Linked DNA regions of Homo sapiens: region 1 is linked to region 2. A link is a loop called in an ENCODE intact Hi-C map of the cell type or tissue named here. Cell type or tissue: sigmoid colon. All regions are shown on one strand. Links, peaks and the distances in the headings refer to the core of each region. The heading gives the core; the rest is flanking DNA.

What was found. Peaks named below come from ENCODE experiments on the same cell type or tissue, not always from the same donor. Only the 100,000 strongest peaks of a DNase experiment are listed, where the experiment ranks them.
Region 1: it touches region 2 in a loop (2.2-fold over the local background); 2 of 110 quality-filtered maps call a loop at or near these places.

The regions. Positions count from the first base shown.
Region 1 is chr10:76,639,305-76,649,836 of GRCh38, forward strand. No RefSeq gene overlaps it. Among named protein-coding and RNA genes, the nearest start is that of KCNMA1-AS1, 240 kb to the right of the region's middle. In sigmoid colon, for the core only: no CTCF peak of the experiment used is centred there; a DNase peak (open chromatin) is centred at 4,317.
Region 2 is chr10:76,554,440-76,564,971 of GRCh38, forward strand. It overlaps LRMDA (leucine rich melanocyte differentiation associated), which reads left to right. Exons shown (of 7, transcript NM_001305581.2): 7 at 2,770-5,729. The coding sequence ends at 2,849. Among named protein-coding and RNA genes, the nearest start is that of KCNMA1-AS1, 330 kb to the right of the region's middle. In sigmoid colon, for the core only: no CTCF peak of the experiment used is centred there; DNase peaks (open chromatin) are centred at 4,362, 4,670 and 5,419; H3K27ac peaks cover 159 bases.

The DNA of each region.
Region 1 (10,532 bases), core at 1,902-6,901, 85 kb after region 2:
ACATATGTACATATATACATATATACGTATATATGTGTATATATAACATAAATATCTGTTATTATATATTTTTATTTATATATTTCATAATATATAAATATATATTATAATTATATATAACATATTATAAAATATAATTTTAGCCTTCTCCTCTACGCTGATGTAAATCTCTGGATTCATTTCCAGTATTTGCTTTCTTTGAAGAAAACTGCCTTATGTTTAGTTTCTGGTTAAGATATTTCCACTGCTTGTTAAGCCACCTTCCCTGACGCTTGCCTAATATAGACTATTCTCTTAATGTACAACATGTGGGAAAGAGGGGTCATGCTGCTTCCAGGAGATGTGCATGTGGTTCTGGAGTATTAAACTCTCTGCTCAGCAGATATCAAAGGCAGTAATTTAAGGAACAAAACACCTACTTTCTTCCGCAGTCATAAAGAGTTGAAGTAGGCCCAGTCACTTAAATCCAAGTTGATGAACTTAGACATCACATGTGTTACCTGTAAGGTGGGAAGTCCAGCTGGTAATGGCCTGTGTCAACAACAAGGAAGGGAGGGGATGGATCGGGGGAGTGACTGGGAAGACTCCTTGGAAAATATCAGTTGATCATGGAGTTCTAAAACTATGACTGATGCAATTCTAAAGGCCTAAAGAAATTTCTCTGGGTTTGAAAGTAAGTGATAGCTGGTGACAGGGGACATTAGTGACCTCTTTGGAGAACTTTAGGGAAAGAGCATAGTTTAGGAATAGAAAACAAAAAGTCCAACTCTTAAACATTCTGACCTTTGTTTCTGACCCCAGAGTTGCAACATGTTTCGGGCATCCAGCAGGCTTTCTGTTCTTGCAAAGCCCATTTTTCTCCTCCAACAAACATCATTTCTTTTGCCGCTGGCAGATCAAGTCCCTCCTCAAACATGAAGATTGGCCAGCTGCTCTCAGCAATCTCTTTGCCATTTATTCACAAAACTTACAAAACTGGTGCACATTTGGTGAAGACACCAGTCCCTGTGCTAGGCACATTACATTTGTCATCTCAATGGACCCTCTCAGCAGCCTCAAGACCTGGTACCTTATTGTTGTTTTAATAAGAAAACTTGGGCTTAAGTAGGTTAAGTCAACTTGTACAGTGGATCTGGGATTCAAACTCATGCACACTAAATCTTGGCCTGTGACTTAAACACATTTCACTGTGATACTGCATTACCTCTACACTAATAATTAGAACTGGCTCTTTAGAAATTAATTACCCACTCATTGCTTTTAACATAGTTTTTATTTTCTACATCACTGTAATGCTAGTTAAATCTCTTCTGCTAACCTGGCTCCAAGCTTCTAATTAGAAGGCTCATGTCTCTTCCTTCTTCACCATCTCCCTTCCCTGGCATCCCCGGCCTGCAACCACATTACAATGACGCTAGCATAGTGGGTCCTTCCAAGTCCATTCTTCCTTTGGAGCCCTGTCTAATTGCTCATCTAAAACAAATTTCCTTCAGAATTGCACTTCTGTCTGCATCCTTCTCTCCGCCGAGCCGCAAGGAGCCCAGGAGGCAATGCGAAGCAATTATTCCCTGTGTATATACAGACACTCAGTGCAGCTGGGCTGCAAATCCAGTTTATTATCTTAAGAAGAGGATCTGGTTTAGCCTAAGTTTACATCTCATCTGCCTCCCATTCATTAGATGGGCTCCAGGGCTCGGCTTACATTGCATAAACTCAGCTGGTATGTATACAATGCCAGCAATATGGAGGAGGCTAACATGTGTTGAATACATCTACTGTGTCTTAGGTCTCTGAAGGTCACTCACTAAAGTAATAGATGGTGCTAGTGTTAGTGGCTGAAGGTCAAGTCATCTTGCTTTTCATAATGCATAAACCTGAAACTCACTCAGACACCAATCATATGACCTAAACCTTGGAACAAATATTTTACTAAGTAAATCAGTGAGCATGCTGGCATTTCTATTAACCTTCAATGCACTGCTGACAGAAAATGAATAATGATAAATAATAACTCAAGCCTGTAAATCATGCTTAGCATCAGAAGCAAAAAAAAAAAAAAAAAAAAAAGCTTGTGTGTGATACCATCTGTTAGGGGGAGAACAGCAGGGACTTGAGGGGAGAGGTGAGAGAAGGGAGAGTGAATGCTGTTGGCTGGGGTAAGCACTTTTGGATTCAATAAACTGACCAAGAAAGGGTAAGTCACTTCTGGACAGGATTGATGGTGTGAGGAAAATCCCTTTTCCTCCTGTCTTCTGTTTGATGGGCATTAGCTTCTGACTTTCATCTTCCTCTCTTGCATGTTTCCTCTTTTTCCTCATCTTCTGCCCCATTAAATCTGTTTCCACTCTATCCACTGGGTTTCTGGGTCATTTGGAAAGGAGTCCCCTAACTAAGCCAAACCCTCTTGGGGGCATTCTTCTCCTCTCCCCACCTCCTACTTGAAGCATTTGGTTCTTATTCCCCCAGTGATGGAGGTAGGAGCTGGATCACTGCCCTGGAGTTGCCACCCTTCCTCAAAAACACCTCTGCAAGGACCCAGGCAGAGGGACCTCCAGCACATTCTAGAATAATGCATTTGGATTCCAAACAGGATAACAAAACAGAAATGACTCCCGGGTGTATAAGGTGTGAGGGATAGTGAAGTCTTGAAGCGAAGTTTCCCCTTAGAAGGAAACTCTCAGTGCCCTTGGGTGGGGGAAGTTCTAGAAGTTGATGCTTGACATTTAGGAGTATCTCCTTCTGGGGTGGGAGCCTGCATTTCCATTTTTATTCATCTCGTTCCTCATCCCTTCATTGGGGCCAAGTTGGCATTGCCTTCAGATGCATTCTAATCAAGAAACAGACAAATATATGTTTTATGATCAAATTTCTTGGAATAAAAATTCATCTATATGATTTTTTTGTTGTTGATTCTATGAGCCTGCCAAGTGTCAGGGCAGCCCTGGTCTAGATTCATTGGAAAGTCTGACTGGAGGTCACACTGACCCTTTCTCTTTTCCAGACGACCCAGACAGCAGGCTGCTCAAGGGGAAGCCAGGGCTGTCAACCAGGCTTTCCATCTCAGAACCCTGTATCTGTTTCTCCACAAGAAGTGGGGACCAGCCATCCCTGTAAAGGTGCCAGCTCACTGGCTGAAGGGAATATTATTGATTATAATGTGGAGCCCTAAGGGCTCTGTCCATGCAGGCTATTTTGTGAGTTAAATTATTCTTCTGCTTGGGAATGATGCAACCAAAGAGAGAATGCGTTTCTTTTGTGGTCTGTGACATGAACCTTCTTTGAATGCCAGTACTTCAAAGTCATTCTGCCCTCTTCAAGATCAGAGTGATGTTGATAAACCAGACAGTGGAATGAAAGAAAAGTAGTTGGAGAAGCTCAAAGAAAATTTGGCTTTTGCCTTTTCTTTATTTGCTGTTGGATCCATTTCCCCATTTGGATTTGGGGCCTCAGAAAAGAATTAGTAAGAAAATGAAGCTGAAGAGCCCTGAGTTTACAGTGGGAAGCTTATTGCAAGGCCACTCCTAAGCTGAGTAACCCTGGGCAAATTGAATCTCCCTCTTGACCTCAGTTTCCCCTTTCATAAAGTTGTCTGACATTGTGACTATGTGTGGTGGACTTCCTCCCCATTGGCTTTCCCCCATCCCTCTCTCCCTATTTCTTTACCTTCCCCACTTTTTTAATTAGAGGGGAAAGTAGATGAAAAAATAAAATGAAAGGAAAAGCAGAAAATTAGCATTTTCTCAGCTGCACATTTCAGTTATTAATATTGCAATTTGAGGTAATGAAATTCACAAAATGCAAAAGGTTTAAGGTTTGCCTGGTGGGGTGAACTCAGCCACATGGTATATGGCTTGAATTTCAAGGTGAGGTTCATTATGCAGAATGCACAATGTGGGCAAGCTAACAACATCATAAACCCTTCACTTTTGCATTTCTTGACTTTAATGTTGCATTACTGTAGGTTTTAGGTTTTAATATGCTGTATAAATACAGAATACATATTTGTAAGTATAGGCACTGTGAAAGGGAGGATTTTTCTGTTTTAAATCTTGGGCTTTGAAAGCCCAGCTCTGTTTGCTTTTGGTTGACTTTGTTAGAAAGCAGGTGGGAGAAAGTAGGGCAGGGTGAGTTACCTAGGAACAATCCTCATTTATGCCCAGATCCATTATGAAAGGCAGAGGCTTGCTTTTTGCCCTCACAGCAGTTTACAGAGGATTTAGTAATGCAGACCAAAGGCTCCTGGGAGGGGAAGCATCAGGATAAAGGAAAGATTTAGTTTGGCTCATCCCTGGCACCTGCCCAGGTCGGCCCTGCCCCGGCGCCTCAGCACAGCCCTTCCTCTGCCTCTGGTGATCAGTGCCAGTCCTCTCGCTTGTTTTCTTTCAGATTCATGATGCTGCACACACTGAGCAGTGGTGAAAATCTCTTGGCAACAGAAAAGATGTGAGTGGCTGTACAGTGTGTCTGTAGCAGAGAACATAGCAAGTTTCCTTCTTCTAATAGGGATGGTCAGTGAACTATTAGATGCTCTCTTGAGGGAAAATGTTGAGTCCTCATTGCCAAGAACTTTTCAGGCCCCCAGCCTGCCTGGCCTGTTTTCCTCAATCATCAGAGGCAGCAAAGGGCTTGCTTTTTCCTCCCTTTGGAGTCATCATTTTTCAGCCTCTGTACTCACAGTTGTTGGATGGGAGGCCCTTTGTCCATTTGCTAGGTTCCTGATGGTCTTCCCATTGGGCATAGATTGAGGACTGGGTGGAAAGGGCTTGATATTGTAGTGAGACTAATATTATTGAAGAGGCAGGCTTGGGCAGAAAGGTAAAACCTGCCTTCTAGAATTCAAAGAGAAGATGCTGTACACCCCAGGATTTCATCCCTGAGCTTTCATGCAGGGCTTACAACTTGCACTCAGCACTGCTCTAACCCTCACCATGCCCCAATAGAGTGCATCTCTGCTTCTCAGAATAATGAATGCTCAGAGCCCAGACGGGCCCTCAAGGTAACCCAACTCTTCTCAGTTTATTCCCCAATTAAACCGCCATAAAGACGCATACCTCTCTTAAGGGACTTGGCACTGTCTATCTTGCCTTGGAAGTAGTCATATAATCTCCTATCTCCTCTACTTTCCTTGCAGGGAAGATTCTATCGCGTTATAGTTCATCCACTCAGCATTTATCAAGGACCTACTATGTGCTAGACTCTACAAATCTATAACATCCATTTAATAATGCACATGACAATGGTCCCTGACCTCCAGGAGCTCAATCATTGGGATGAGTGCCATGATAAACAACCATATGCACAGGGAAGGAGGATTTCTTTCTGCCTCAGGGAGCAGAAACCTTCATGCATGAAACATCCAGGGAATGTCAAATAGTTTGGTATAACTGTCACATAGGACAAAAAAGTGATTGCAGTTGAGGCCAGGAGGACAAGGAAATCTTTACCTCCTTAACCAGGATTGCAGATTGGCATCTGGTGATCTCAGGACTGGATGTAAAGGCCCAAGAAGATTCACATCTGAGGAAAGTCTTCCTGAGACCAAACTCGGACCTCCTAGTGTCTTGCGCCATCCCCAGGACATGCAAACTACAGTTAGAATCACTTCGGTCTGTTGTGGTCTACATGCTGGGTTTTGAAAAGCACACATATTCTCCCCTTTCCTGGTACCTTTCTGAGTTTATCTTAAAACTCAACATCTCCCCCTTTAGTGTCGTTCACATGGATTCAGCCATGGTGTCCTAAAGGCATGTTAAGTTCCCAATATTTTACTTGGTAAAGGCAGTGTGGTCTGATGTTAATTGCCATGAAAACTTAAGACAACTTCAGGGTGACTGCCACCACTACAAACCTACCAGATGACACATAAGCATGTATCTTGGGGCATCTGGGGAAACTAGAAGATACTAAGTTCCTGAAAGGATGAAAGAAGCTCTCTTGAAGGAGGCATAAATGTGGTTCTGGAAGCAAAGACTGCTATCTTTTCTGGCCTAATACATCTTAAGTTTCCTCAGAACCCTTCTTCTCCAAAACTGTACTTGGGACCATCATTAAACCACCCTGGGAGACTGTTTGTGTGAGTATGTACACTAATAGGAAGGAAATTACACTCTCAATGCTGGCATACAGAGGAGTTAGCTGACACATTAGCATCCTGATCTGACATGGCTGTCAGAAAAATTATCCGTGACCCAGAAGGGGCCACACTAAAGGTGATTTATCCTCTTACTTGGCTTAGCCTGAGCTCTCCCCAGAGAAGGCCATGCCAATTAAGCAAAAAATAAGGCAAATTGCTTGTGTTGTGGTGCCTGGTGTTGACTGTTCCCCCAGAGAGACCTACAAATTAATTTTCTCATCGTAGCCTAGCTCTACAACCGGTTCCAAAATGGAAAACTCAGCAGCTTATTTCCTTAATCTCTTATTCTTTTTTTCATTCACTTCTTTCCCCAAACAAAATTAAATCATTTAACAGTGATTTTAATAAGCACTAAACAGTGTAATGAACCAGATAATGAAGAAGAACTCATATAATTTTCTTTATCTATTTAGTACTTAATTTATTTTGTATTTTTCCTTTGCATGCCCCTGCCTGAGAGTTTTTCCAGCGTTAGGATTTTAGATAAATATTTCACTTAGTTTCGTTGAAACCTGGTAAACATCCTAATTTGAAAGCTGGGTGATATCCCATCCAGACCACCAGTGACACAGTTTCAAAACTCATGACCAGGACACAATGCCCCCTTCTAGGACTGGCTGTCACTCAGGTTCCAATGAATTCTCTTAAGCCTCAAGCCAATGGGGCCTTCCTCAAGCCAATGCGGCTAAGGAAGCCATGCTGGTTTACACTTGGAGTCTGGACTATGGCTGGAGTGGAAAGTGTGGCCCATGTTGGACTGGACTCCTCCTGCCTGTGGTTATAATACTGGGTGATAGGGCTCAGACTAGGTTGTGGCAGAAGCAATGGGATCTCAAGCACAAAGTTCAGGCACTCTTGGCTCCAAAGGGTTCCTCCATGTGCCGTCAAATTATTTGCCATTCTCATAAGATGCTCGTAACTGTTCCATGACCTGTGACACATGTATATTGGGTAAATACTTTAGCCAGGTATTTCTTCTTAAATTCCTTCAGTGACTCCCATAGCAGCGATCCAGATGATAGAACAAGCACAGCAGACAGATAAGTGGGAGAATTCCATGCTAATAAACACCTTGCCCACATTCCTCATAGCCCATGGAGTGAGGTAGACTAGTCAGCCTGGGAAATTTAGACAGGATGAGCACTAAAGAATATATACAACGCCATCTTATTTTTTTCAAGTATGTAGTATCTCTGTTTCACTAAAAAGAAAATACAAGTCTAAATTTTAAACCAATCGCCAGGTTTAAAAAACAGAAGTGAAGGAAGGAAGGAAAGAAGAAGAGAAGGAAGAGAGGGAAGATAATTAACTTATTTAGTTATATACCAGGACTTTTTTTTTTCAAGGAAAAATGAGTCTATTACATAGCAGCATTCCTATTTGGAATGTCCTTGAGATGAGGATCCAGACCGAGTCTCCTGAAAACTGTGCAATGCACAGTATGAGCAACAGCAATTTGTTCCTCAGAGAGGCAATGTAGGGATGTGTGTGAGAGGAGAAACATAGAATCTACGCAAGAGGAGGACCCTGAGCTCCCAGACCCTAAGAAGAAGTGTGGACTGGCTTGCAGAGAAATAAAGCTCACCTCTCTCCAAGGTCCTTCATGGAAGCCTTGGGTGGAACAGAATGAGTCTGTAGGATCTGGCTGGGAATCCTGGCTTGTACATTTCTGGCTAGGAATCCTGGCTCTGCCCTTACTGGCATGGTCATTTCGCAGAGCCTCAGTCTCCTCATCTGTGCAATAAGCATGATAAAAATTAGTACCTACCACACAGGATTGTTAGAGGATTACTTGACATTGAACCTGTAGCCCAAGCTCATAAATGCTGGGAGTCCTCAAAACCAATGTGGATGTTGGGTGCTTTCTGGGACTCTGAGCCTGTCCTTCTAACCCAACCCCCTTGCTTTTATAAAGCTCACCTCTTCCACTGCAAATTCCTGATATCCTCAGGTCTGTGCTAACGAAGGGTTTTCTTGAGCAGGGATTGATTAAAATGTAGTAGCATACCCACATTTTGCATCACTGCGTGTGTGACTAATAGCCATGGAATTCATGCCACAGATAAATAATTGGCCCTTCAGCCATCCTCCATGTCTTCAGAGACATACAACCATGATCTATCATAGCTGTAGACATCTCAATGAGCATCATCTCTAGATCATAATAGATCATGTTACATTTGTATATGTTCAGGAACATAATTTACTATTAAATGGGGCCAAGATCAGCACCAAAGAAATTATCCTTCCATGGAAGAGGACTCTTTGGCTGCATTATATGCACACTGTGGTTTTAAAAATATTAATTATATTGTAAACTAAAGGTTTACTTTATGTATCATAAATCTAGATGTCTCTTCTTGCTGTGTGCCCAATAAATATACTTCTCATCAACTTTTAATTATGCTGTTTGCATTATTCTGTCCTGAGGATGAGAGTACGTGCTAAATCATGGCCTTCTAATGTGGACTACAGCATAAGTTTAGTTAATTAAACCATATATTTTATTAGTTCTTGCACCTCCATCTTGTAAAACTATGCATTATTATTATGTTGAAGTGGGAGGGGTCACAAAATAACATAGCAGGGGTGTTTTTATTGTTATTATTATCATTATTTATTCTGGAGATTCAAGTAATTTAGGAAAAGTTAAGTTGCTTTATCTCTGCATGTTTCTGCTGCCCTTTGGACTCTGGGCACATTCTCTGTCTGAAGGTAGAGAAGGTGTGGACATATTGTCAAAAAACCAGGTCACAGTTTTGAGACCAGCTCCAGAGCTGATAGGAGAAACTCAAGAATAAGAGCAGCTCCCCCACATACACACCCACTTAGCTGTTTTCTTCCTTGACTTTGCGCCTTTCGGCAAGTGGCCTCTGGCATTTAAGACTATTCCTCTGCTCTTTAATTCATGCACAAAATAATAGGAAGTTTGAAATAGAATAATGGTTGTTTCAAGTTTTAAAGAAGTTGGACATGGTTTCTAGAATGGAAGTCTGAGCCATCCCCTAAGGCAGGCAGCTTGAGAAGGGGCTGGGGCAATGGAGAGGTTCAAGGCCTTGTTGGGCAGCACTGCAGGTGTGACCCACATTGCAGGCCACACCATGTTGGCAATTGAAATCTTGGGAGTCAAAGGAAATTGGATTGAAATCTTCCTCTGGCACTTACTAGCCATAACTGCAGAACAGATATGCAGTGATACTAGCCTTGGTTTTCTCATCTAAAAGTGGTGATACGGTTTGGGTCTGTGTCCCAGCCCAAACCTTATGTCAAATTGTAATCCCCAATGTTGGTGGTGGGGCCTGGTGGGAGGCGACTGGATCATGGGGGTGGATTTCCCCTTCCGTGCTGCTCTTATGATTGTGAGTGAGTGCTTGTGAGATCTGGTTGTTTAAAATTATGTAGCACCTCCCCTCTCTCTCTCTTCTTTTTGCTCTGGCCATGTGAAGATATGTCTGCTTCCCCTTCACCTTTGCCATAACTGTAGGTTTCCTGAGGCCTCCCCAGCCATGCTTCCTGTACAGCCTGTGGGACCGTGAGCCAACTAAAGCTCTTTTCTTTATTAATTACCTAGTCTCCGGTATTTCTAAAGTAGTGTGAGAACAGACTAATGCAAATGGGGTGCATAAAACTACCCCTTCAAGGTATTATTAAGGTTGAATGAGATATAATGTAAGCCAAGTAGTTAACACAGTGCTGATAAACAGTGTGTAATAATTGTGGGACCTGTTGCTACTGCTTCTGCCATGCCTCTTACTGTTGACATTCACAGTATCTAGCAGGTTTGATGAGTGGACACACAGCTCTGATGGGGGCTGCAAGCCCAGTGGGCCAAATCTGCAGGGTCGCTCAATGGTTGTACTGCCACATAGCTTGGCCCAAACCACTCTTGAATGAAGCTGACTGGCCTAGTAGCTCAAACTATAGTTCTGGTAAATTTCTTATGTTCTTTCTTGTGCTAATGTTGATCATTGAGTTGTGTTGTCATGTAGATCTCAACAGTTCCCTCCACCCATCCCTTGGTATTGGTAATAGCTATTGCCCTGGCTTTCCCATTAGGCCAGGCATCATGAGTGCCCAATGCCTGTGCCTCATGACTCTTCACTGCGCAGACAGAGGGAGTCCTTGCAGATGGATGCAGGTGACTGCCACCCCCTTTCCATAGAGAGACTGTCCCTAAGGCAAGACTGTCCCTAAGGCATTATGGGACCCCTTTCGGTGCCAACTCCTTTATAAACAACTCCCAAGAAATGTACTGGCTTTATCAGCAACTTCATTCTTCTCCCCTTCCCCCCGCCAAAGAATAAATAAAGAGCAGAGGCAAGATCTGTTTTGTTTCAACTTTTAAAGGCCTTTGAAGGCACAGCTATTTGAGAACAATAAAAAAAGAAAGCATTTTGTT
Region 2 (10,532 bases), core at 1,882-6,881:
TAAATCTGACAGTGAATGCAGTATCTGTTTTCCTGTCAAGAGATCATTGACAATATTAATACCTCATGTCCTTGCCTCATTTTCCAAGTGCTGACACCTAGCCGCAGTCTCCTGCATTCATCAAACAGCCTTCTCTCACCAGGATGTCTATAAACATTCTTGCTTCCAGGCCCAAAGAAACAGGGTAGGCCTTAAAAAGGACTTTTATCAATGCCAGCCAGAAAGAAGGCTCGGGAATGTGGCACAGAACACATCCCAGCCCACGTTCCAGGAGCATCCAGCCTGTTTCTAGGGCGGCACTTGCCATTCAAGTTGCATGTAAGTGAGATCTGGAGTCGAAGTTTACCCTGGAGAAAGGGAAGAAAAAAAAAGCAGTTGAATCCGTGAATGTACTGGAGAGTTTACTGGAGAGAGGGCACTCATGGTGGGTGGTGTGTGTGTGTGTGTGTGTGTGTGTGGTGTGTGTGTGTGTTTGCCTTTCATCCTTTTGCTTAAGAGAAAGATTGTGTTCTTTATGACATCCGACAGACCTATCTGTTCCTTTTTATTAAAATTCATGTTATCCTAGTGCCATAGAAATAAATTAGCATCCTTTGGCCCCATGCTTCCACATTCTTCAGGGTTTATTTGAATCAATTATGTTTAAGGAAGCCCTCTGTGGATACCTGGCAGAACTGAGGCACTCCCACCCAGGCCTGTAGTGGATGCTATTCCTGGAGCAGAGCCTGATCAGCCAAGCCCACAGACCAGCAGGATCCTGGCATGGGTGACAATATTAGTACAATGCTGATGGCTACATAATTCAGCACGATAAAGGAAACAGCTCAATGCCAACAACTAAAAGAATAATTTAGGTCCCAAGAAGGGTCTCAGTGAGGTTCCATCCAAGCTCAAAGTTTCCAGGCACCAGACCAATACTGAAAACCAGAAATTGGGGATTAGGGGCCAAGGAGAAAGCATGACCAAGGAGGAGGAATGAGCCACAGTAAACTTACTCATGGGAACATGGCAGGAAGTAAAACTAATGAGAGTGAGCCCAAGGCCAGCTTTGAGGCCGTGGAACAATGTCACCCTCTCTCCATTGCCAACTCTGATAGACTATTTGACCCCAGCAATTTCTAGCTTTGTTCCAAGCCATCCAAACCAGGGAGCATCTGCTCTGTCCTTAAAAGTTTCTAAAAGTCATTTTGATCCTTATGTAAGAATAAGGTTTGAAGTTTTGTAGTGGAGAAACATCTCTTTTACAGTTGCAAAAATATTTACTACTTAGAACTTCTGATGTGAAGAACCTGGTTAATTTCAAGTGCTAATTTATCACAAATTAACCAAAAAAAAAAAAAAAAAAAAAATGGGCTTGTTGGTTTCACACTATCACACTGATGGAAAAAAAAATCATCATGTCCCTAGGTAGCTATTTTCACAGGCAGATTTGTGGCTATTGAATGACTGTCTTATGGACATTTCCTTTCTTTGTTTTTTTCTAGTTGTGTACAGTTCAGAGACTCAAGTCCGATTAGCGCTAAGACAACTCTGTCCAACTGAATTTAAAATAGGTTTTTCTAAAAATAGAAGAAAATAAAAATGCAGGTGGCAAAAACAAAACAGATTTTTCCTTGATAATCCTACAGAGCTTTCATAATAACTATGGAAGTGATTTCTTATGGGCATTTAGAATAAATAATGAGTTGATTAAAAAGTTCAACCCTATTGTAGGGGCATTTTTCATTGTTAAGTCTCCTACAATCTCCTTGAATGAGAGGAGAGCCTTATACGGAGCCACAGAGTTACTTAAAGTAAAACTGAAAATGGAAATCAAATGCATTCTGACCAGAGAAAGAGAGTTCAGGATTCCTGTAAGAAGCCATTTAATGGGAGGCTCTTGTTCCTGTCCATGTGGTGTTTTTTTTTGTTTTTGTTTTTTTGTTTTTTTGAGACGGTGTCTCTCCCTGTCGCCCAGGCTGGAGTGCACTGGCGCGATCTCGGCTCACTGCAAGCTCCACCTCCCGGGTTCACGCCATTCTCCTGCCTCAGCCTCCCGAGTAGCTGGGACTACAGGCACCTGCCACCACGCCCAGCTAATTTTTTTAATATTTTTAGTAGAGACGGAGTTTCATCATGTTAGACAAGATGGTCTCGATCTCCTGACCTTGTGATCCACCTGCCTCGGCCTCCCAAAGTGCTGGGATTACAGGCGTGAGCCACCACGCCCGGCCATTCATATGGTATTTTGTCAACACCACCTCTCTTCCTTAATCATCCCATATGTGCTCAATGCCTGGTGCCTGCCAGAATTTGGAATATTCTCTCTGGAAGTCAACAACATTGCTTCATGATAAAGGGTATCAAAATAGTCACATTCTGGGAAGATTGTTCTACATCTTTTACTTGGGCTGGGTTCATCTTTAAACTCTTAATTTTCCATTCTTTGAAACTCTACTAAGGGAAACTGGCGTGAGGAGAGGCTACATTCTGGGGAGTAATTGGCCAAATTAGAAAAGTACCTAGCATGTGGAAGAGAAGTCATGCAGAAAGTGATATTCCTAGGAGCCTATACTTGTAGTGACATTTTATTTCAATGTCAACTCTGAGGTTGACAGAATCTTCTTGTCTGTGAGGACAAAAAGGGAGAGTTCTTCCCTTCTGGAGCTTCATCCACTTTCTGCTGCCCATTGGATCTATGATTATCTTGCATGTCTGCTTTTCAGCACCTGTGTTTCCCTGCTATGCTAAGTGTGCCACCTGTAATGATGTGTGTCTTTTTATTTGCAGGTGTCCTGGGGAAGTGTCGCTACGTTTACTATGGGAAAAACTCAGAGGGCAACAGGTTTATCCGAGATGACCAGCTCTGAAGCCAACTTCTGTATACCTTCACCCATTTCATGAAAATAAAATCAAAAGGGAAATCAAAAATAAAGAAAACGCTAAAGAAAAAACAATAGCCCACATTGCCTCTCTTTGGGAAAAGCTATGACTTCAGCTTTTGGTACCTTCCGCTGACTTTGCCAGGCCTGTCAAGATGATCCTTCTGCCTTAGACTGAGTGGTCACATAGAGATTGACATGATTGCCCTTAAGCAGGTCTCATCCACCAGGGTGACAGACAGCGGTGGCAAAGCAACAGGGCTGACAGCATGAACACCATGATAGATTGCCTGGTCCTGCCACTGCTCACAGGGGAGCAGAGGTCACACCTGGGGCCTCCCTGGACATGCTCAGTGGCTGCAGTCAAGTGAGAAAGACTGTCCTCAGCTCGCCTATTGAATTGAAATCCCTCTGATACCATCGTGCTGTGGGCTTATTTTTAGTGAAATAGTCACAGTTTAGGGGATGGCCATTCTCCCTCACTCCTTTTAAATCTTAACGTCCTGTATTCTGCATATACATAGCTCCCGTCTCTTCCCCTCCACCTTCCTTTAGCATCGATTTTATGACAGGTGGTGCATTTCAGTTTGCAGTTTTTCGGAGAACAAGGTATAACTTCCCAGCCAGGTCATACATTTATGGCTGGCTTCATGTTGCTACAATCCCTTTATTGGCGTAAATAGCTTTCCCTAAATCCCTGACTACAAAAGCGTGGACTTTTATCTTGTTTCATTCAACTCTAAATCCACTTCTTGCCCTGAATATGATGCAGTGTAAGGCATAAGGCATCTTTCTCAGCATGAGGGTTTGGTTGCACCAGGGACTCTTATTTATTAATTTATTTTTAACCGTACACACTTCCAGTGATGCCTGTGGCCATACTTGTGCGTGGGGCTGGCTTGCTCCTTTGGGTGCTATTTAAAGGGAGTGAGGTGATGAAAGATAGAGTGAAGGGTCAGGAGGTTAAAAAACAAAATTAAGACTGTTGAAAACACCCACCAGACCAAAGAGTTTTTATAGAAGGCACAAACCTTTTGGATTTTGCATCTTTGTCATGACCTCTCAGAAATCAAATCCACAGGTTGTGAGACAGTGCTCTGTCTTCCTGTATGCTTGGCTGTGCACTAGCACTAATGTCACAAGGAACATAAGTGTGATCATTGCTAGTTGGGTGACTCAAAGTTTATCTAACTTGCTGGTGCACCAGTCAAATCACTCTAGAAGATGTTCAAAAGGTTGATTGATTGTTCTTGACACGATAGTGTTTATTTTTCTGCTTCTTCCATTTAGACCAAGTGTTCATTGTCCTCCCAGTATTAGGTCAGTTTGATGACAGCAAAACCTGAAAGAGAATCCCTCCAAGTTATAGATACTGAGGGACTAGGAGCTGCTATTGTAAAACTATGGGGACTCAGAATCCCTAAGCTGCCCAAGGAGAACCTACTTTCTCAGCTCTAGCCCGTTTACATAGCCTCTGGCCCACTGAGTCAACACAGGCCTTGAATGACATGTATTGAGGCTGGCAGGAGTCCCTGTTTGAGATTACACAACCTTTGTTAATCAGTTCTTTAGACAAGTTAACATTAAAATCCTCAAAACCATGAAAAATTGGAGAATGTTGAATGTTTGCATTTATCTCTCAAATCCATTAGTAACTGGATTTGAGTACCTTTTCTCTGTTTGATCTACAAAACAGCACTGGAAAAATGCTTTAAATTATCTGCATTTGGTCCCACCCTGGGTCATTGTTTAGAAGCATCAACACATGTTTTCTCCCTGGCATAATATGGGCAGCCAGAATTCTGTGCAAGGGCAGCTAGACGAGTCAGATGTCATATCCAATCTAGCCACACATATATCCTTGTCTTTATAAAAGGCTTTAACCCTGCCTCAAACAATAAAAAAGCACTTGTGAACTGACCACAGAATTTTTCCATCTTTATTTTTCTTACTTGTTTACTTTTTTTAATGTCAGAACCATTTGTATCATGCGCAGGAATGTCTCCCTCAATGTGAGCTTTGGAGGCAAAACATATTTTTGGAGTGAGTTATTGACCACATTGTTTCCCTCTCTTTGGGTTGTTTATTTTCTTCCAGAATGGTGTAATAACTTTAATTAAGATTAGCTTTAATTATAAATTACCTAAAGGCCATCACTAAGGTATATTCATCTTATTGATAGAATTATAGTCAGCTTTGTTTCTCTTAAGCAGGGATAGTGATAATGAAGTGCTGGGTTGGTTACAGTTCCACTGTGTGTTAACCAAAATTTGCTGTGCTAGAGCTAGACTTTGGTCTGAATTGGCAGAGGTAGAACCCATGTTGCATGTTTATCCTAAATCTGTAGGAATTTCCCAAACCTTGTTTTTCAAAGTTGAGAAGTAGAAAGTAATAAATTCAATCAGGGCCCAGACATGTTTTGTACCCCCTTTACCCTTTGGTCTTTCTTCCTTTTATCCTATTCCACTGAGCTTGTTCTTTGGGGATTGTGGTGCCTGACATCACTGTCTTTCCTCCCCTAGGACACTGACTTGAGTGGAGAGACCTCGGCAATTCAAGGCTGTCCTGCAGCTCTCTGTTGCCTCAGCAATGTCAGGACGACTGTCTCTTTCCTAAGTAACATAATTTTAAAGAACAATTTGTTCCTCAGGGAATAATGTCTTGGATTGTGGGGAATCCTATTAAAAGTACAACTATTGCAGTCATTTGCTTTTACTTTTACCAGCCTCACTCATAAACCCTCCATCTGTTTGTTGCTTTAAATAGAAGCACATTATAAGAGATTATCACTTGATCAGGCTGCATGTCTGAGTGTTGTGTGTTTTCACATACTCATGTATACTAAGGAATAAAAGAAAGCAAACCACAGATTCTGGATGAAAGGATTTTTCATTTGTTTGTGTGTGTGTGTGTGTGTGTGTGCATGTGTGTGTTTCCAGCGGAGATGTATCTTGTACATTTTCAAGGGAAAAATGTCTTTCTTGCTGTTTTCAAGAAATAACCTGGCTGTCTTTCTTCTTTTCTTTGTTAACATGCAGACCAAAAACAATCCACAGGACCCTTTTCATCAAAACAATAATGGTGTTTAGTACTTGCTACTTGCAAGGGCAGCCTAAATCAGGTCTGTGTGGCTGCAACACAGGTAATGCCCAGCGTGGACACAATAGTACCCATTGAGACTCTTCCCTGCTGTCCATCATTGTAGCTGATCCAATGTGACCTTTGACCACTTGCTTCTTCCGGTTCTGTTTCCAGGAAGAAACCTTCACTGAAGAAGGGCGCTACCATTACTCGATTCTCTCTAAGTTGTTCAAATACCATGCAGGAAACTGACTGTTATGAGTAAGACCTGGAAAGGAAAATGACACCAGAGAAGCACAAAGAATGTTGATTACCTGTTTATATGACAACTGGACCATCGGCTTGTGGTACAGTGTTGTGTATTACTTCTTCTAATGCATCAGCAACCCCTCAAATGACCCAAAGAACATTGAAAGCCACAACCACTGTTCAAAATATTGTCTTCCTACAAGTCTACCTGAAATTTCCCAGCATTGGGAGTTCCCATCCTTTGGGTAATTATAATGCTAAGTGTTAATTTGTCACTTTGTGGTTGGGATAGGTCATAAATTGTGTTATTTGTGCATATTATCATATAAGCACATGCTAATTCTTCTAGAGTATCTTGGAATGTGGCCCAGAGAACAACCAACCTGGGACAAGGGAATTTTGCTAAGAAACAGTAGGGGAAATTCTAAGTATGGAATGTGTATGGGGGAGAGTTGCTATAGTAGGAATGATATAAATGGCAATAAATGGGATTATGCCAAGAGACAGAATGCAGCAGAATTAAAATGTGGCATCTTCATGGATAGGAGTAAGTTGAGAAGGAAAGGGAAAAGATAGTTTTCTGCCAGTTAAAAGGTTTGCTGATATTCAGCACTACAGTGATGTTTAGGGATATTTTATCCTCAAAATTGAGTCATCTTTCATGTAAATGAGTGTCCACCAATTTAATGTTTTACAAGATTTTCTGCCCAACACAATGAAACAGTGTGGAAAAGATGGTTCATGGAGCACTGTGGGAACAAATGATCGTGGTGGCTGCATATGGACAGAGATGACTGTGGCTGGTACCTAATATTCTACAAACTCAGCATCCTAAGGCAAGTGCCTCAGCTCTGGAGTGGCTAAAAAATACAAGGTAAACTTATGATCTGGGCAGTCATATGAAAGAGAAAATAGTTCTGTGGTCATGGGAAGTCTTCGTATATTCATCAAGTTCAGAGGTAGATGGACACCTTGACAAGATAACATAAAAAAAACAAAAATATTTAAAGAAAAAGACGAGTGCCTGTATATGGGGCAGAAGATGCTGGCAATAGGATTTAACTGTTATTGGCATGCAGGCAGCGAATGAGAACTTAGCTCATAGGAAGTGTGAATAACATCTTAGTTCAAGTGGATTACCTGGATTAACATGCAGAATATTCTAGAAATAATGTTTATATTTTGTCACATCAATTACTTTAAGTCAACTTTTCCTTCTTTGTATTGGAATAGTTCTCTCAATGTTATAAATAGGAATGAATTTTAAAACTCTGGGATAATTTCCTTTAGACAGGAACTTTCCAATTTAGGTGTTTGTGATGAGAGGGAAAAAGTCCTGCCAGTGGGCTTAAGCACAATATTTAGGCTATTCTAGTTACAGAGTATCAAAGTAGGTAAGAACTAATGTATATTATTTATTTACAAAGGCTAAATTTAATAAATCATAGTCTAAATCATAATAATTAAGTGCTACTATAAAAGAAATTTCCCTTGAAGCGAGATAGAAATAAAATTTAACACCCAGGTAGAGTATGGTGTTTTAATTTTTATGTTATTACTATTTAAAGTAATCTTTTATGAAAAAATGTACTCTGACTTCCACCCCACATTCAGTTTTTCAGGCTGTGCTTATGATAGAAACAGCGTTTGGGGGCAAAATATAACTTAATTAGAATAATAACAATGACAGCTACGAAGTCTTCTAAAATTTTTAACTAATTACTTGGGTTATTAGACAAAGAGAGAGAGAGAGAGAGAATGTGTATGAGAGAGTTTAGGATCTGAGTAGAGAATTCCTATTACTGACATACGTTTTCTAAGTTTTGCATGGACTCCAAAATAGGTCAGTAATTATCCCATTACCATGTTACATAGAAAAATGCATCTATTTCATACCTGATTAATTAATATCTACTTTGTGTCCTCCTTTCCTATGAATTGCTGATCTACATTTTATGACATCAGTCATAAAGTGCTCAGGCTGTGGTGTGACAGTGTCATGATGTTTTTGTTTTTACCCTTCTTGGCCTTTTAAACACAGGATCATTGTTCAGAGGGTCACTTAGAGCAATTTTGTTTTAATTAAGAGAGATCTTTGATGCTCAAAGAAAAACAGATTACATGAGTTATCTCCAAAAGTTACTGTATGAAACCAGGTTTCATTTATAGACTGTCCATATTCCCCTATATTTTTACATTCATACACAATAGCCATATTTCCTTATTTACATAGAAAGGTTGTCTTCCCCAAAATAACTCTGTTTTCTACAGGGCTATAGCACAACATTCATATTCTGTAGCCACATTGGCTACATTCTCAAACACAATAAATGTCCAAATGCCTCCAGTTAGAACACTTACCTCCCCTCCTCTTTTAAAAAACTTCATTTGGTGTGCTCACTCAGAATGATCCATTTTCAGAGGATCACAATAGAGTATAAAAATATTGGGACTTAATGGTCAACACATTCCTTGAAGGTCTAGAATAAATGATGATAATGAAGGTTACTATCACCAGAAAAGGGTCATATTTCGGTGTAGATATTTTGTTAAGTTAGGTTTAACCATTGCTTGGAAAATTACATTTAGCTGAAAAAATTAGGATCGCAACTCTAATTTATTAGATAAATCTTGCAGATTTATACTTATAAACATTTGTGTATATAATATAGATATAGGGTATTGGTTTATCAAATATTAAAATGGAATTTACAATTCCATTTTGGCTAGTTTGGCCTATGGACCACTTTAGTGGACAATATTATGGGCTTCTTTGCTCTAGTTCATTCATGATACACAAATGCACACACTCATAAACACATAAATAATGGTTACTATAATTATTTTGCAATATCATCATTAAAACAAGCACTAAAACTGTCATTTTACTAAAATGTGTTGGTCAAGAAACAACTAGTTGTAGAAGTATGTGCTACTGGAAGCATCTGTTTACTTCATGCAGATCAGTAATATAAATAGATGAAATACTCTTAAGAATACAAATTGGCTATAAATATTTAAAAACTCTAACATTTGCCATTACTTCTGATTTGCTCCCACCACACTGTTGGGTCACTTCTTTAGAAATATTTTCCAAGTAATTCTTGGTTTATATGGTTTACATGGCCCTCTTAGGTTTTGAAGCTTTTTAAAAAACAATGCTAATTTGTATCTGTAAGGATGCGTATCCATGCACTCATTTCACAAATATTCATTGGGTACCCTTAGTATGCTAGAAAGTTACAAATACAAGGGGATAATAAGAGGATGTCCTGCTTTTTGACAAATTTCTGTCTGGAGTAGACTAATATATATACAAAAATTATTATATGCTGGGATAGATATTAAGTTAGAAATTGCACTAAAGAACTACATGAATTAAGGCGCTAGAAATGATGGTGGGAAGTTAATTCCAAATGTAGCCATAATCCAACCATATCTGCAGTTAGCATCTTGACCCGAGACACCAACATTTCTTAACCTGGATTATTGATTACGTCCACCTCCCTACCAAGTCTCCTGATTGTACTCTTAACTTTGTACAGCCTATTCTTTGCAGGAAAGCCAGTGTGATCCCCTAAAAATGCTCAGTCACATCCTGTGGTTCTACTACCCATTTCCCATCAGCGGTTTCCCATCTCACTTGGAGTAAAAGTTAGAGTCCTTTCAAGACCCTTTATGGCCCTACATAATTGGTTTTAGAGAAATCAGGGAATCAGTGACCCAATAGCTGTGAGAGTGAAACAGAAATAAATGCCCACACCACCCCTCACTGCTCTCCACTCCAGTCACACTGGACTACAAGGAGCACATTGTGGCTCTAGGACTTTGCCCTTGCTGTTCCCTCTGACTGTAATGTTCTTCCCCTAGACAACCCCATGAAGTGCCACTTCAATTCATTCAGATTTTTGCTCAAACGCAACCTCACTAGAGAGGCCTTCTTGGACCACCCACCCACTTATCACACTCTACTTACTTTGCTTTGTTTTTCTCTGTTGCACTTACCACTGCTTCACATATTAGATATTTATTTGCTTTTTCATTTATTATTCAAACAAAGGGGTGCCTTGAGGGTGCCTTGACATATAGCAGGCCCTCAATAAATAATCATTTTATGAATGAATGAAAGAATGGTTCTAATTCACAGAGGTCTATTAGGCTGTGTTTACAAACATATTGTTGCATATTGAGCAAGATGAGTCTCTTTTATCAAATGAGTTTTCAATGGAAAGTTTTCTGCTCCTTTCTTTAACCTAAATCAGGCAAACAAATACTTCATTCCATTCCAGAACAATGTACAATGAGGAAGCGTGAGACAATGAAAATGGGTTAAGATTGAAA